2 separate regions of the Homo sapiens genome follow, and region 1 is linked to region 2. A link is a loop called in an ENCODE intact Hi-C map of the cell type or tissue named here. Cell type or tissue: ovary. All regions are shown on one strand. Region 1 holds the start of LOC107986659 (a long non-coding RNA gene). Region 2 overlaps TAB2 (TGF-beta activated kinase 1 (MAP3K7) binding protein 2).

Region 1 (4,000 bases), 570 kb before region 2:
CATGCCTCAGCCTCCTAAGTAGCTGGGATTACAGGTGTGCACCACCATGCCCGGCTAATATTTGGCATTTTTAGAAGAGACAGGGTTTCGATATGTTGGTCAGGCTGGTCTCAAACTCCTGGCCTCAAGTGATCCTCCCACCTCGGCCTCCCAAAGTGCTGGGATTACAGGTTGAGCCACCGTGTCCAGCCCCTTCTGAGCTTTCAGTGTTACTCCCCATCCCTAAGACATGAGATCTGGGCCAGAATCTTTCTCAGAGGGGGAAATTCCAAATGAACATATTTTGAATGTCTTAAAACCTTATCTGTTAGAGGAACTTTTAAGAAAAGATCAAACATACTTCCAATTTTACAATAGTTGTCAATTAGAGGATGGAATTGATTTTACTATTTTTCAACAACTTTATTAACATTTTTTTGCGAACCTCTTTTTCCAATTCAGCAAACTTTTGCAAGTCTTGACATATTCTTATTCTAGGCATTGGTGGGTACGTGATCTCACAAAATTGTTTAAGGAATTTTAAAAAAAATTATAGAAAATAGGATCTATGTTGAAAGAATTATAAAGTGCATTACAATTTGAGACTTAAATTTCCATATCTTTTAATTTTACCTAAATTTATATGAATTTTAAAATGGTGATTGTTGGCCAGGTCTGGTGGCTCACGCCTGTAATCCCAACAATTTGGGTGGCTGAGATGGGTGGGATCACCTGAGGTCAGGAGTTCGAGACCAGCCTGGCCAACATGGTGAAACCCCATCTCTACCAAAAATACAAAAATTAGCCGGCTGTGGTGGCAGATGCCTTTAATCCCAGCTACTCAGGAGGCTGAGGCAGGAGAATCGCTTGAACCCGGGAAGTAGAGGTTGCAGTGAGCCAAGATTGTGCCACTGTACTCCAACCTGGGTGACAAGAGCAAAACTCTGTCTCAAAAAAAAAAAAAAGTGATTGTTTTTCATGTTTGGAATTATATGACATGTATGTATTAAGAGTCTAATTTATTTTTCAAGTATAAATGAGGTAAATGCAAATCCCAGAAGACTGTTTTCTATGCACACACAAAACTACATTTCTTTTAGTACACAGGGAAAGGTAAATATTCAAATTCTTTCCGTTGGGTGACATTTTGTTCACATATTTTTGTAGGGCATCCATACTTTTGTTTTACACTGAACAAAAGGACAGTGTGAGGGACAGATGTCAGAGTGAAGGTGTGAATTTGCACCAAATGCCAGGTTTAGGGCTCAGAATAGCATTTTTTTGTACGTGGGGCGCCATGAACGCAAAGACTTCCAGCGGGATGGGCGTTGAGCAGGGATTGTCTAAGAGGAATCAAATTGCCAAATGTCTGCTGCCAGATTATTCTTCCCTAAAATTGATCTCCCTGAGAACTTGTCTTGCGGCCCAATTCCCACCAGCTTCCCTCTGTCCTCCCCGACTTTATAAAGAAGCTTATCTGACTCTATGCTGGTGTCAAACACCTCCAGGTACCAAAGGAAGAATTCAAAATCCTGGCATGGAGAAAGTGAATGACTAGTGACTACAGCAAACCCTTTTGCAGGTCACGTGGCTCCTATTCTTGGCTTTCAACCAAAGTGAAGGAGGATCTAATCTAGTTATCCCCTCAGGTAGATCACCAACAGATCACTATGGGATTTAGAAAGATGTTAAAGAAGCGTGTGACACGGCTATAACTAAACACTCTCCATTCCTGTCTGTTAAAGCGAACAAGGTTATTTTATATATATATATATATATAAAAATATAATGAATAAATAGGAATAAAATTGAAATCAGTGAAATTTACTTATAGACAAGGCCCTATTCACTGTATTTATGATCAAATTCCACTTTTGATTTTAATTATTTGTGAAATGTGTAAAATCTTTATATTGTTTTGATCAACTGTGAAACAAAGGTAATCTTAATAATAACTCAAATTCAGGATATATAGTTTAAACTTTTAAAGCATTATGGTCACAAGAATATTTTTTAAATGAATTTTACTTTACCTACATAGTTTTGTCATGTAGAAATAGAACAGAGAGATCAATACAGTAATTTCAAGCGTGAAGTATAATCTGTTAGAACAAAAATCTGTGGGGGGAATGGAATGAAAATACAAGCTGAAAAATTTGTTACTCAGACTTTCTTTTCAGCATTTTTTAGAGGATTTGTGAATTTCAGAGAAAAATGAGTGCATGAGGTCAGGTGCGGTGGCTCACGCCTGTAATCCTAGCACTTCGGGAGGCCAAGGTGGGCGGATCACCTGAGGTCAGGAGTTCGAAACCAGCCTGACCAACATGGTGAAACCCCGTCTTTACTAAAAATACAAAATTAGCCAGGCATGGTGGCAGGCGCCTGTAATCCCAGCTACTGGGGAGGCTGGGGCAGGAGAATCACTTGAACCTGGGATGCGGGGGTTGCAGTCAGCCGAGATTACGCCACTACACTCCAGCCTGGAGTCTGACAGAGTGAGACTTCATCTCAAAGAAAAAAAAAAGAGTGCATGAAAGAAAAGCTTGTTAATTCCTCCTTGACTTCATAATGATCTCACCTCTAACAAGGGTTTCCCAATATTGAGAATATCTTAAACATACATATGCTATCCTCTCCGTCCCTCCTAGGCCCGCCCTCTACCTGAGGTAACTAGTATTCTTGGTCTTGTATTTATTGTTCTCTGCCAAGTTTTGCAGGGCTTGAATATTATGTGAATTTGACAGCTTCCTTTAGGACAAAGAATAAAACATTGTCAGTTAAAAAAAAATGCCCACTCCAGTGCAGTGTCGCCCAGCGTGAGAGGTTGTGTGGAGAAGGGGAAGTTAGGATGGAGCGAGGTGGTGGTCTTTACCAATGGCAGTTTCCTTTTGCAGATTTTGCAAAAAAAACGTGAGCATGTGCGTTTATTGTTAGAGCCACCCCTCAGACTTGGAAAGGAGCTCATAAAAGTAAGGGCTCCTGAAATTTAAACTTCAGCAGTCACTGTGAAACTACCTCTGTGTATGTGTATGTGTGTGCATGTGGGTGTGCATACACACATACATCCCTGAAAACTGTGTTGGTTTTAGTTGATTGTAACTCTTTTTTTAATTAAATTTTTTTTTTTTTGGGGCGGGGAGAGAGTCTCACTCTATCCCCCAGGCTGGAGTGCAGTGGCACGATCTTGGCTCACTGCAACCTCTGCTTCCTGGATTCAAGCAATTCTCCTGCCTCAGCCTCCCGAGTAGCTGGGATCACAGGCACACGCCTCCATGCCCAGCTAATTTTTTTTGAAATTTTTAGTAGAGATGGGGTTTCACCATGTTGGTCAGGCTGATCTCGAACTCCTGACCTCAGGAAATCTGCCCGCCTCAGCCTCCCAAAGTGCTGGGATTACGGGTGTGAGCCACTGCGCCCGGCCTGGTAAAATATGAATTTTATACCTTGTTCTAGGAGAACAGGACGTATATATTTGATTGTTATTGCTATTGTTTTATAACTTGGAGGAATTATGAGCTGAAATTTTATTACTTACACTTTATTTTCTGCATTTTTTAAAGGACATGTGAATTCCAGAGAATTGTCCTTATTTATTTTGGCTGAATTAATAGGGCAAATTTGCCTCCTCTGAAGGAAAAAAAATAGACAAGAAAGATCTCTTTAAATACCAGCCTGGTGTTGTTCTGTGTTAGAGAAATTCTGGCTTTTGCTTCAGACCTCCAGTCCTGGTTTCCAGAAGAGGAGCACTTTCTGGTTCTCATTCAGGCCCTTAGTGGATCTTCTTCCAAGATTTTTAAAAATATGACCATTAGCTTACATTTTCCTATGTGTTCAATCCTCTTCTCAGCAGAAGTGTTTGCGGTGGATTTTTGAGGGTGGGAGTGTGGTCAATGACGCAACTGAGCCTTTCAGGGACTTGGAAATAAAGCTGTTTTATTGTGATGACCAGTTTTGTGCAGAATCATCTCATTCTTTTCTGCACGTGGTGAGTTTTGAAGTGAAACTTAAAGTTTAATGAGAT
Region 2 (4,000 bases):
TACATTGAGTACAAGCAGTATAGGGAATTCAGTTAATGAAACTACTTCCCTCTTCCTGAGATCCTCAACTATTCTACCCTACTAATGCCTTTACCTAAAAAGTTGATATATTCATACATGGCGAAACCCCGCCTCCACTAAAAATGCAAAAAAATTAGGCAGGCTTGGTGGCGTGCACCTGTAGTCCCAGCTGCTTGGGAGCCTGAAGCACGAGAATCACTTGAACTGAGGGAGTCGGAGGTTGCAGTGAACTGAGATTGCACCACTGCACTCCAGCCTGAGCAACAGAGTGAGACTCCGTCTCAAAAAAAAAAAAAAAGGTTAATATATTCTTCAGTAATTGGAAATTAGACATATTATTTCTGGATAGAACCGAGCAATGTATTATATAGTACTTTACCTGAAGAATTTAGTTATATTTTTAAACTAAGTGTATAACTAATATTTGCTAATATTTTACTTGATTACCCAAAAGAAACCAGCCAAGGAAGTTACAAATAGTCAGAGTCATCCTGGAGTGTAACAACAAAACCAAAAACTGAGGTTTCCTAATGCCTTAGATTTTAACCAAGAGAAAGCTACTCATGAATGGTTAGAGGGCCAAGATCAATTAGCTTTTAAGGATATTTATTCCTTTTACCAATATATATAGATGTAGAAACAGAATTAATCCCTGAAAGATGAGTTTATTTACTAAATGGGTAGATAATCATACATGTCTTTTGATTTTAGTTCAGTTTATCTAGGTTAGAGATTACCGAAAACTGAAGAGGAATTTTGTATCCCAATTGTGAATTTAAAAGGCAATCCTAATATTCTAGCATGTGCTTAACTCCTTCCTTACATCCCTTCCTGCAGTATTAATGCATAATGAATTTAATGTCTGGCAATTTAGTCAGCATTAGGTCACTGATTATGTGCCACATTATTTGTTTGGTGTTTAAAGAATTATGTGTCACTGAGTGTTGAATTAGAGCTGGAAAGGGAGCTACTAGTTAGGGTCATTACCACTGTTAGGTGAATTGAAGTAGAAATTGAAGAAGGAATTACATATGAATATCAAGTCTTAGTTATTTTCAGTGGTGCTATTAATGGTGAAATTTTTCTCCATTATTCAATGTAAATAGACACAGCTGGGATGTAGAAATCAATAAACCTTGTTTTAGTGAGCTTACAGACAAGTAATATGAAAGTATCGTAATAGAGATGCATACAACATACTTAAGAGTACTGGAGAGAATCAGCTTTGTGGAGAAGGTAATGTTTCTGCTGAACCATGAAGGATAAATAGAATTCTTTAGAGAAAGCAGCAAGAGTATTTCTAAGTTATGGAGATGAAAGTATTTAATATATTATAGAAATTGTGAGCAGTCCAGTGTGCATAGAGAATAGTTGGATAGGGAGGGGTGTGATGGGAGATGGAGCTATGTCATGTTTTTTTGAATGTCAGATGAAGGAGTTTGGACTTTAATAGGCAATGGGAATCCGTTGAAGATTTCTCAGAACTGGTATGTGTTAAGTCAGTGAATCTTTTGAAAAGCTGACTACCGTAGAGTGAGGGTTGAATTGATGAAGTTAGAGGTTAGGCAGTAGTAATGCCTAATAAGGGACATTTACTCTGTCAGGCATTGTGCAAAGAGTTTTACCTGCAGTTTCTCACTTAATCCTCACTACTGGAATATTGTAAAAAGTAACTGAAATAATACATGTTTAAGGCATTTAGCACAGGACTTGGCTCATAGTAAGTGTAGAACCAAAGTGATTATACTCTAGGCTCAGAGAAAACAGCGTGTCTTGTCCACCTTTGTATATGATAGTACAATAACTTTCCATAAAGGTATTGTGTTTATTGGGAGACTCTTATATTTAATAGTAACAATAAGCCTACTTCTTTTTCTACCACCCCTTACCTCTTTCCTTTAATTAATTAAACCATCTCATTGGTAGATGTGTAATACTTAGTCAGTTTGAGTGCTTGCATAATAAATAGTTCACCTTGAGTTAGCCTTTAGGTAAAAAAAAAAGTCACCTGGCTTCTTTGTTTTAACCAAGGATTACAAATTATGACACTAAGCTTAGACATGGTTAATCATGGATGGACCTACATATATAAATTCATAAGTAACATTTAAGTTAGAAAGTAACTGTAAATCTCATCTATCAAGCATCCTGATAATTGGTCAGTGCTGCAGCTGTAAACTGCACATCCATAACAGTTTCAGCATAGACAACACAGGCTTTGAGTTATTTGAAGGTACCTGTGGTTGGCTAATACAGGTACCTTCAAATAACTCATTCTGTTCTATTCTTACTCTATCTACATATCAGAATACAAGTAATATTATAGAGAAATATATAAGGAATAACTTTATAGTAATGCATGAATATGTGTTATTATAAAAATTGGGACAGATGACTAAACCTCCTTGGAATACCTTCCATCCATGTGTCCTTCTACTCAGCCCCCTCTCCAGAATAATTAGTGTGTGTATACTTTCAGAATCTTTCCTATACAATCATATAAAAATATCTGTTTAAAATACATCTATTTTCAGCATCATAGGAAAGGACAAAACATTTTTTAAAAGCTTTTTAATATAATGCATCTTTTGTGTGTCTTTATTTTTACACAAAAGGTGTTATACATGGAATCTGCATCTTGATTTTTTTTCAGTCAATAAGGTCTTATAGGTCCATATAATTATTTGGATATATTTGTCCATATAATTATTTGGACATCATATTCCACTAAACAACAACAACAAAAAGCTGCATGGTGTTCCTTAGTGTGGCTATGCAATAATGTATTTATTTATTCCTCCTAGATGGCCATTGAGGTTGTTTTTAGAAGCACACACTGGGATGACCATTCTTGTTTACACCACTTTAAACACGTGTGTTTTTTCTAGATTAGATGCTTTAATTCATATAGCTGGATAGATGAAGAGAGGGAGGAAGGGGTGGATGGGTGGATGGATAGATGGATAGAAAGCTAGAACTCTGATACTTTATTAGTAGTAGCAAATATCCATGTACACTTTGTCTAACTTGTGAACTTATCATACTCCTAGTGCTATTGTGCACACGCCCACGCATGCACGCATGCACACACACACACCCCTCTCCCTTAGCAGCTGGCCAGGAGTCCACTATGGGAAAAAGTCAGCTGAGGGCTATGACATTAGAAAGAAAATGAGCAGAGTTATATGAGATGAACAGGAAGAATCATGGGACCAAGTAAGGCATTGAAACTGCATGGGGATCAGATCAGTTGGTGAAACTTTTTTTTTTTTTTTTTTTTTTGAGACAGAGTTTCGCTCTTGTTGCCCAGGCTGGAGTGCAATGGTGTGATCTCGGCTTACTGCAACCTCCGCCTCCCGAGTTCAAGCAATTCTCCTGCCTCACCCTCCCAAATAGCTGGGATTACAGGTGCCTGCCACCACGCCCAGCTAATTTTTGTATTTTTAGTAGAGATGGGGCTTCACCATATTGGTCAGGCTGGTCTTGAACTCCTGACCTCAGGTGATTCGCCCACCTCGACCTCCCAAAGTGCTGGGATTACAGGCATAAGCCACCGTGCCCAGCTGGTGATACTTCTTATAACTTTCTCTGAATATTAAGGTGCCATTTTAAATTAATATTTAACCAACTTATTAAAATTTCTACACATCATTCAGTGAATTGGTTTGTTATAAATGTTTATGGTTGGTGTAAGATGAAAATTGGTTCCTTCAAGTGCTTTTATTCTCTTTTCTCCTCTTTCCCTTTTACCCATAAATAGGAACTTATTATCATACTTAGCTCCTGTTTTCTTTTATAGATGATATTTATGCACAGGATAGATTATCCAAAAATTAGAGTGAAAGAGGGCAGTGAACAATAATGTATTGCAAAATAATAATGAGGTATGAATTATAAAATGCACAAAAGGTAGTTATATAATATGTTTTGATGAAGTATAACCATTCCGTCTTAGATTTATTGCACTTTTCTTGATCCT

The links. A loop is a pair of places that touch in the nucleus more often than their neighbours do. Peaks named below come from ENCODE experiments on the same cell type or tissue, not always from the same donor. Only the 100,000 strongest peaks of a DNase experiment are listed, where the experiment ranks them.
Region 1: it touches region 2 in a loop (5-fold over the local background); 1 of 110 quality-filtered maps calls a loop at or near these places.

What each region holds. Positions count from the first base shown.
Region 1 is chr6:148,772,532-148,776,531 of GRCh38, forward strand. All of the region lies in intron 1 of UST (uronyl 2-sulfotransferase), which reads left to right. LOC107986659 (a long non-coding RNA gene) reads right to left here and starts at 1,032. Exons shown (of 2, transcript XR_001744408.2): 1 at 1-1,032. In ovary, no CTCF peak of the experiment used is centred here; no DNase peak of the experiment used is centred here; H3K4me3 peaks cover 344 bases; H3K27ac peaks cover 631 bases.
Region 2 is chr6:149,343,168-149,347,167 of GRCh38, forward strand. The region is part of intron 1 of TAB2 (TGF-beta activated kinase 1 (MAP3K7) binding protein 2); the gene reads left to right. Among named protein-coding and RNA genes, the nearest start is that of TAB2, 27 kb to the left of the region's middle. In ovary, no CTCF peak of the experiment used is centred here; no DNase peak of the experiment used is centred here.